3 separate regions of the Homo sapiens genome follow, and regions 1 and 3 are each linked to region 2. A link is a contact called in ENCODE Hi-C data. All regions are on one chromosome and are shown on one strand. Each heading gives the region's core, a stretch centred on a gene start or an enhancer-like site at or near the end of the contact. The rest is flanking DNA. Distances are from core to core; before and after follow the strand shown.

Evidence for each region. A loop is a pair of places that touch in the nucleus more often than their neighbours do. Pooled maps may share reads with other maps.
Region 1: a loop to region 2 is called in a map with no recorded cell type, with 12 times the contacts of the local background. The contact joins the enhancer-like site here to the promoter of NCKAP1 in region 2. A Hi-C loop is called at or near these places in 4 of 37 single-sample maps with no recorded cell type and 4 of 50 pooled maps.
Region 3: a map of CD4-positive, alpha-beta T cell shows a loop between it and region 2 (10-fold over the local background). The contact joins the enhancer-like site here to the promoter of NCKAP1 in region 2. A Hi-C loop is called at or near these places in 1 of 168 maps with a recorded cell type or tissue (CD4-positive, alpha-beta T cell), 1 of 37 single-sample maps with no recorded cell type and 8 of 50 pooled maps.

What each region holds. Positions count from the first base shown.
Region 1 is chr2:181,990,205-181,993,561 of GRCh38, forward strand. The region is part of intron 2 of PPP1R1C (protein phosphatase 1 regulatory inhibitor subunit 1C); the gene reads left to right. Among named protein-coding and RNA genes, the nearest start is that of PPP1R1C, 6.0 kb to the left of the region's middle. Within about 2 kb of position 1,452, at least 2 of the 41 ENCODE cell types and tissues checked have a DNase peak (open chromatin) inside an H3K27ac peak, as active enhancers do.
Region 2 is chr2:183,036,855-183,039,940 of GRCh38, forward strand. It overlaps NCKAP1 (NCK associated protein 1), which reads right to left and starts at 1,603. Exons shown (of 31, transcript NM_013436.5): 1 at 1,138-1,603. The coding sequence starts at 1,245. RefSeq lists silencers at 1,023-1,142, 1,203-1,792, 1,525-2,176.
Region 3 is chr2:181,310,511-181,313,388 of GRCh38, forward strand. The region is part of intron 3 of LINC01934 (long intergenic non-protein coding RNA 1934); the gene reads left to right. Among named protein-coding and RNA genes, the nearest start is that of MIR4437, 6.3 kb to the left of the region's middle. RefSeq lists an enhancer at 2,358-2,407. Within about 2 kb of position 1,526, at least 7 of the 41 ENCODE cell types and tissues checked have a DNase peak (open chromatin) inside an H3K27ac peak, as active enhancers do; they include CD4-positive, alpha-beta T cell, where a contact is called at or near this core.

The DNA.
Region 1 (3,357 bases), core at 202-2,701, 1.0 Mb before region 2:
CTCAGCTCACTGCAAGCTCCACCTCCGGGGTTCACGCCATTCTCCTGCCTCAGCCTCCCGAGCAGCTGGGACTACAGGCTCCTGCCACCACGCCCGGCTAATTTTTTTGTATTTTTTTTTTAGTAGAGACGGGGTTTCACCGTGTTAGCCGGATGGTCTCGATCTCCTGACCTCGCTATCCGCCCGCCTCGGCCTCCCTAAGGGCTGGGATTACAGGCCTGAGCCACAGCGCCCGGCCTCCAAGCTTTATTTTCTCATCTATAAAATAGGGATCATAGTGTTCTTTCTTTCAACCTCACAGGGTTGTAGTAATGATCAAAAGAGTTACCATGAACATGACTTAAAAATTGCAAAGTGCAACAAAGATTAGGTATCATTAACTGATGTGTTCGGGAATACAATATTTGCATGTGATATTTAAGAACAAAGATATAACAAGAAAAACAGAATCTTCATAATCTCATCTGTTCTAAATATTTCTGCGCGATCCAACAGTTTCTTTTCCACACATTATTTGAACACTCTCTATCAAACAACAAAACAAATAAGAGTAACAACGAAAACACTCATAAGTGTTAAATGACCATTTTTAAGCAACTGTTTCTCCTGTCCCCCAAAAGCAATATGTTGTTTGAAAAACAAAAGCTGGGTGCAGCTTTAAATCCTGGTAAAACTAAACAAATCTCTTCAATTCACTGAAATTGGCCAGGGAATAATTGGCTGTTCTTGGACTCACCTGTCATTAATGCTGTTTAAAATTCAAAACCCTGCAAATCTTTCTTTATTGTCAATTAATAAAGCAAAGAAAATTAAATTCTTCATTATAGAAACATAAGTAATAAAACATTCCAATTCATATGACAAGATCAGTGTACTGCAATCACTGTTAAATGGATTAGACATAGCTTGCTTTTTTTTTTAACCTTTTGAAGTGTTTGCAGGAAGAGTAAATTATAGGAGTATTTGAAAGAATGATTATATATATTCTGTTTATATTTTGTAGAGGAAAAATAGAAAGATATTTCAAGATGTATATTCAGATTTTTTGTTTGCTAGTTCATCTATGCTGGTCTAAACACATAGATGAGATAGGCACCTGATTAGTTGTATTCTAGGGGCAGCATAATGTCCCATCAGTCCCTTTCTGACAAATAACCTAGAACTCTCAGCAGTAGAAGCACTATGTAAACAGATACTTAATCTGTTAAGGATATATCACCCTCTGGCATGGGTTAGTAAATCAGTTTAACTCAAAATAGTGGGAGATGAAACTAAAATTTTTAAATTGAAGGCATGAGTCAGGGAAAGTTTAGTAACAGAGGTGTGTCTTTAGGGTAGAAAAAGCAGAAACAATGTATTTGCTCCTAGGAATAACTCTCAACAGTCAGGTGGCAGCAAAAAGATACTGAAAAACTGAGATAGGGGAAGTAGGGAATCGCCAAAGTTCCCTATATTTCGTCTTTTTCAAATGTTTTCTGGGGCTACCAACATGAGTGACCTTTGTAGCAAACTGCCTCTCTGTATTTTCAGTTCCTCTTCTGATTAAGGGCCTCTTTATGATAAGCTCTCTGAAGCTACACAGGAGAGCATTATTATCTATTCTTATACTGTGTGCTGTTTGCTTTTACTTTTGTATAATCTGTAGTGAACTGGTTTGGTTCCTATATATTTTTTTTTATCTAGAGAGCTGCTTATGTGTAAATCCTCTCTGTAGGGAAATAAATGGCAAAGATACTTTCTGTAATTTATTCCATCACATCTATAGATATTTTAAGTCTACTTAAAAACAAGTAATGTCTTAAGTAGACTTATGAAAAGACTGTATATTTGGCTACCAGCGTTTGAAATCTAGAGTTGGAAAATAATTTCAGAAAATACCTACTTTAACCACACATCTTCATGACAGACATACATAAACCAACCCAAGTCCCTGAGACTCGCTCCATTTTATATACCTCAGAGAAGAATCCATAATTAACCGGGCTTTTCAACTCCAGCTCTGATAATTTCAGATGTTAGAAAATGATTTCTTATACCAAACTTAAATATAAATTCCCCACTTTATTCTAAAATAACTTCATTTGTTCTCTGCAATAAAAAGTCATTTTCTCACCTTTTAAAAAATATGAATGAATGATTATTTTCTTTTATTCTCAATCTCCCTAAGGGCTTTAATAAACTCTATCCGAATTCTCCCTATTGCTCTGCCTTTGAAGCCCAGAGCTGGACACAGTCTTCCAGTAAAAAGCCAGCCTAGACCAGGTCTTCTGAATATTAAAGTTTGTGGCATCCATTGTTTTCCATTTACCGTTAAGCAGAGACAATATGGTTACAGTTATATTTAATGGACCTGACGCCTACTAAACATGAGTGAGCTGTATGAGGCCTGGAGATAAGTGCAGATTTGGGTAAGTACCCAGGAGTTTTGACGTCATTTAAAAGCTCACTGTACATCTAAAAAGTGGAATCCGAAGCATAAGGTAAAATAGTTTTTTGAGTATATTTATTGAACTTCCTATCACAGCCAAATTTTGGGGAAATCGACTTTATCTTTGACCCTTTTAGTGTCAAATATCCTTTGAAATCAAGAATAAAAACAAAGGTTGTTCTCACATGCCTCAGGTTCCCAAAAGTTAGTTAATAGGAGACATAAGAGATATATGATACTAAATATAATACTATCTCCTTTCAAATTTGATAGCAGGCCTGGTCATTAGAGAGAACTGAGATGTGCAATTGCTTTGGCTATTCATTTCCAGAAACGAAAAAGAAGCCACAGTTTATACTGTATGTAGCATATTACTTTCTAAATGAGGCATACGTTTCAGGATTCTGAAACTAAGTTAAAAAAACAGATTTTGAAGCCTCTAGATTGGATTCCTGAGACACTGGATGATAGCTAGGAAATAATGCTGGACTAAGATTGAATTGTTCAAAACGCAAGGGGGCTCCAGAAATTTCTGGTGATTATTTTTTAATCCAAAAATAACAGGAAGTTTTTCAGGGTCAACAAAATGAAAGTAGAAATTTATTTCCAGTATTAAGGCATCACATGCACAAAATCTCTCTTCATGGAGACCCTCTATTTTGCAAAATGAATGATTGTGTTGTCAAGAGAAAATTGGGCTCCAGGGACCATACTGAGAAGTTTCTGGGGACTCTTAAAGATGAGTAAGACATTATCAGGCCCAGATCTTGAGGTACCAGCCACCCCCAGGGACCTCCAATTAAATGTATTCAAATAAACGCTATACTGGCCCATTGTCCACATACTTATGTTGCATTTTAAATGGTCTCATTTGAATGTGGTTGTAATTCATTTGAATCCACAATCTTGCCTTGTCTGTATTAATGACA
Region 2 (3,086 bases), core at 353-2,852:
ACCTACAATCTATTGCTATGATTAAACTAAACGGTAACATTCACGATATATTAAAAAGCCAACAAATAGTTATGAAGGTATGACATCAAAGACACATTGGAAACTCGATGGATCTAAATTTTCCAAATATCTCTTTTTCTCTTTATCAAATTGTTTAAAACTTACCAACCTTGCCTTAAGGGGAGAGATTTTGTTGTTTTGTCCTACGATAATGAATGTAATTATTTGTTCTATCTTTACATGGACTTTTCTAAACTTCCAGTGGTCTTCCACTCCTTACTGTACTGAGGACATGTAAAAGCCTTTAAATGGGCCTATTAGCTATAGTTGCTCAAATTATCAGACTATGCTATAAATCAGCAGCAATTGCAACATTTTTACGGTTTTTATTTTGTACAGACACCGAACTTTAAGAAATGGTATTGGAAAATCTAACATGAGGAGGAGTACAGGGGAAAGAGTAGAAGGTTGTTATTCCAGTTCTAGTGACTCACAGCCTAGAAGTATTTCAGAAAATTGGTTCCACCCTCACTTCCCCCTCCTCTCCACCTTCAAAATGAAATAATCCCAAATCGTCAACACACTCTCAATGGCTTTTTATTTAGCAATCTAAAATAAAGTGGCAAAGTGGAGGGGATACGGGATTCATCCAATCAGCCCTTCTCTACCCACATTCCCACACCAAAAAATGGGGATGTGGGGTGTAATCCCTGTTCACTGCTGCCATCTCCGTAAGAATATGGAACACTCAAGTTTTCCTACCCACCTAGAATTTCGCCCACCCACCACCCTCCCTTTCCTATGGGCCCCATCATGGGGGCGGGGGCGCCGAGGAGGGGACAGCTCCCGGCTCCCAGCGGCGCCCCCACCCCGTGCGAGGCCCAGCGCCCGATCCCGCCGCCGGGAGCCGGGAAATGGCTTCTCTGCCTTCGGCCGGCCGGCGAACCACAGGGAGAGGCGCCCGGGACTCCGCATTAGGCCGCGGCGCATCCAGGCGACCCCGGGCCGGGCCTCGGGCGGCGACGCCGAGATTTCTACACCCGGCGCCTCCTGCCGCCCCCACCCCACGGCCTCCCTTGCCCTTCATCCCTCCCGGGCCCGCCCGCCTCCGCCGCGGCCTCCCCGGCCCGTGCGCACCTTCTTGATGTTGTAGAGGCGGGTGAGCATGCCGACGCCCCGGTCGTTGAGGATGGTGAGCTTCTCCGCCAGCTTCTGCTGACTGGGCTGCAGCACTGAGCGCGACATGGTGGTGCTGGTGCCGCCGCCGCCGCCGGCCGCCTCGCGCCCAGTCACGGGCCCGCGGCCTTCGCAGCAGCCTCTCTCGGGCCTCCTCCCCTCCCGCCCGCGACCTCCGCCTTAGGAGAGCGCGCCCATGGCCCTCGCGCCCCAATCCCGCGCCGGCGACAGAGCGAGCCGCGGCGGACTCCTCGGAGCCCCTTCTCCCGCAGCAGCCCGCGCCCCGGCAGCCTCCTGCCTTCCGCCCGCCGCCCTTCCGCCCCCACCCCCGGCGCTCTCCGCCCCAGCCCCCAACGAGCCGCCTTCCCCGGCTGCTCCACTAGGTGTGGCGGCGGCGGCGGCGGCGGCGGCGTCTCCGGCGGCTGAGAACGAGGCCGCTTCCCGCAGCCCCGGACGGGCCCTCGGTCACCTGATCGGCAGCGCCGGCGCCCCCGCGAGGCCGGACGGGGAACTGCGGCCGACGGGCCCTCGGCATGGCCTCGCCGCCGCCGCTCTGGCCCTGGCCCTGGCCCGGACCGCCCACTACGCCTGATGCCGGGATGGGAGTCCCAAGCGGGGACTGAGTGGGGTCGCGTTGTGTGCTCTTTCCACTTCGCCCCACACCCCACTCCTTCAAGTTCCCAAAAGTTGCTTTTCCGCACCACCCTTCTAAAGAAACCGGCAGAAACTCTGCTGGGAGGCGGGGTGTTTTCCAGGCGAGTTTCGCTTAAGAGTGGGCTGGTGGCTCCAAGCGCTTTTTCCTCCCACTGCTTGACAGGCGCTCGCCGCAGAACACAGCAGATGTTGTGCTCCGCGAGGTGGGGATCGCCTCTGCCAGCCTCCCCAGCCCATCCTCAGTCTCCCCGCCTGGAACCAGTTTGTGAGAGAGGAGGTCGGAAGTGAGGGTAACTCAAGTCCTTGAGATAATCACAATCTAGACTTTGTCGGCGAGGAGCACCCATCCGGAGGAGACGCAGTAGGTCCTGGCATGTGGAAGGCAAAAAATAAATGTTTGTTCAATGCCTAAAGGAACCGCTCCCATTTTTTTACAGCCTCCACCCTAAATCCCACTTCTTCTTGGAAACATTCTTCTTTGCCATCTCATTTTTCCTGATCAATTTCTTCTTAGCGACACTCCAAGGCTACTCCCTTGTCAAATGTATTAGACATGATTCCAAAAGTGAACTAACTGAGGACTTACGTAATTGAGGTGAGAAACTTCAGCCAAGAGGACTCAGGCCTCTAATATTTTTGGCTTTGCCTTTTCTCGATATGTTAATTTTTTATATTATATTCATTAATTTTAAGTCAGTAACAAAATGTCCCGCCACATTCAATAAGACATTCTAAGAGTAATAAGCCATCACTGGATTTATCAAAACTCTTTAAGAAAAGGAAATTGTAATGAATAGCTTTAAAATATTTTTTAAAGCTACTATATCTACTATTCGTAAAGAAATCTTCATTTTAATATTCCAACAAGAAAGAAGGAGTGGACTGAATGGATTTAATCTAAGGGGCATTTAAAAGAGTCCTGTTCCCACCAAAAGAAGTCATAATCATACCTGCCAGTGTGCCTGAAATTCTATATACAAAGCTGCAGTACCTTGAATGAATGCTTTGTACCTAGAGAGTCTTAAGAATACAAACACTTCAGAGAGATCATCTGTCGAGCTATTACTAGTCATTAACTGGTCAAGGAATTTAATTTATCTGGTTACTTCTCAGCCTGATAGTTAACATTTTAATTTAGAGGAGGCAAGGTTGTGGGGCCTGGAATAGTAAGGGCAGACCTGAGAAGGGGAGGCTGCGAGGAGGGGTTTGGGGTAGCCAGATAAGAAAATTTAAAAATGTTGAACATTGGGGAAATA
Region 3 (2,878 bases), core at 276-2,775, 1.7 Mb before region 2:
CCATAGGAAAATATAAAGCTCTCTATAAAAGGTAAATATATATACAAGTATAAGACTGTTATCATAATGATGGTATATAAAACTCTCATAATTCTGCTATAGATTTAGTATAGTGTACTACTAAACTGTACACTTAAAAAGGTATAAAATGTTATATTTGTTTTAGTTCAATTAAAATTTTATAAAATGAAAAAAGAAAACTAATTCATAACATGGATGTATTAATTTATTATTTATTACCAAAATTGCATTTTATAAAGAAAAATAGCAATCTATGTTATAACCAAAGATACTCTGAAAAAAAAATCAGGTTAAAATATGGAAAAATATTTCAAACAAAAATATGTGAAAAAATGAAAAGTACAATAAAAATATCAACATGCGTTTTTATGAAGCTAGACAAGTTTATTTTAAAGTTTATGCAGAAAAATACATACACAAGAATAGGGCCTGGCATGGTGGCTTATGCCTATAATCCCAGCACTTTGCGAGGCCTTGGTGAGAGGACTGCTTGAGCCCAGGAGTTTATGACCAGCCTAGGCAACATTAGTGAGGCCCTGTCTCTACAAAACATTAAAAAAAATAATAATAACCAAGTGTGGTCCCAGTTACTCAGGAGGCTGAGGCAGGAGAATCACTTGAGCCTGGGAGGTCAAGGTTGCAGTGAGCCAGGCAGTGAGCACTCCAGCAGGCTGGGTGACAGAGTGAGGCCCTGTTTCAAAAAAAAAAAAAAAAAAAAAAAAACACTAAAAAGAAAAGCTGTAAGTGGGAACTAGTTATAACAAATGTTAAAACCTAGTATAAATCTTTTATACTTAAATCTTTTTATACTATAAATCTTTTAAACAGTGTGTCACCAGCTCATGATAAAAAGACTGATGAGTGGAACTGAATGGAAATTCTAGAAATAGATCCAGGTACATATTGAACTTGGGTATGTATGTGCATATCTGTACATTTACATCTATTTCCAAGTTCTCTGCCAAACCTGAAAACCCATTTTTGGGGATTTCTCTCCTGCACTGACTTGGTGTTACTGTCCTGGCAGGTGAACCTTGATTTTATTCCATGCTTCTAGTGATAGATTTTACCAGCATTGTTCATTACAACTTTCTGTATTGATGGAAATGTTCTAAAATCCGGGCTGTCCATTAGGGAAGCCACTGTCCATATGTGACTATTGAGCCTTTGAATTAGGCCAATGTGTGACTGAGAAACTTAGTTTTAAATTCTATTTAATTTGAATTAATTTATGTTTAAATAGTCATACAAGGTGTGTGGGGACGCTACTGGATGATCCTGCCCTATACTCTAAGCTCCTCCAGGAGAGGTCCAAGTCTGTTTAGTTCACATCAATGTCTAGTACAGTGCCTGAGGGATGACTAGTCTTTTTATTTCCAATCCGTATTAATTCTATTACATATGTATAGTAGGAGGGCTGGTTGCACCCTGATGTTCAGCTCCAAACCAGAAGATTAAATGCCCCAGTGCTGGATGTAGATGCTTAGAAGAAGCAGAAGCAGCTGCTAAGGGTGGGGCGTGATCAGGGAGGAGAACTGCAGCTTGTAATCGGTATTTCTTGCAAAGGCTTTTCCCTCTGCAAAAGTTCACTCTAATTTACATAAACCTCGGAGTATTGTTTTTAGATAATAGGGAGTAAAAAACAAAAGCAGACATAAATATATTTATCCACCTGCCTCAAGAAAATGATAGCTTTCTTAAAATAGTATTTTCAGCCTTTCTCTGGAGAAATATGTCTTTGAGGAAACATACACTCTCAATGGTTTAAGTAAACACGTCTCAGGAAAGCAGAACATCAGATGGAGGGCTCAACAGCAACAAAAGGAGGAAATCAGAATTTTATAAGAATTTCTGGTAATCTAAAGATTGTTTAAATCAGATCTTCATAGACAATTTTGGGCAAAGTCAAATAAAATGTTAATGCTGGTATAGAGAGAGCAAATGTTCTATGGGGCCATAAATGACTGACTGGACTTTCAGCTTTCCCAGTCCCTCAGCCGAGTAAGGAAAGCTACTCAACTTCTCTGATCATTAGCTCGTTTATCCGCAAAAGAGAATTGTATTGGGTAAGTGTGGTTTGCGGGGATGGAAATGTGGGTCAATGGTCAGCAGAGGTGAATTCCCCTCTACTAGTGTTTCCTGTCACACTATAGCTACCCCAAAGAGGTTGTCGTACAGGGTTAAACAATGTGAGAGCTGGAGAAGGTTCTAGAAATCACCCAATCAAATGAGGAAATCGACTAAAGAGGCAAAGACAAAAGTGATACCAGCAGCAGACTCTAAAAAAAGAACATGGCAAAAGTCACCAGGCTCACACCTGCTCCATGCTCTGGGTCACCATCTTCGAAATCAGGACTCTGCTGAAAGTTCAGAGATGCTAACACTCAAGTGCATATTTCAAGTACAGCTTTCTCACGCTGTGATTTCCATTATTTGTTTTTCTTTAGTTTGTTAAGTGTGTTGCCAGAGTGATGAGATTTCTTTATTCGAGCAAGTGATTACAATCACTTTACATTAAAAAAAAAAAAAGTCTCAACATTATATAGTAGGAAGACCAGCTTTTTGCTCAGTCTTCTACAGTTTTCTCTCTTTCAATGAGGCACTTTGGCGTATCTTAAATTTCAATGAACACAAACAACTTTCAGGGTTTTCTTTCTTTCTTTCTTTCTTTCTTTCTTTCTTTCTTTCTTTCTTTCTTTCTTTCTTTCTTTCTCTCTCTCTCTCTCTCTCTCTCTCTTTCTTTCTTTCTTTCTTTCTTTCTTTCTTTCTTTCTTTCTTTCTTTCTTTCTCTTTCTCTCTCTCTCTTTCGTTCTTTTACTCTGGGTGGCCTCTTTAGCTTCATTGTCTTTTCTCTTCC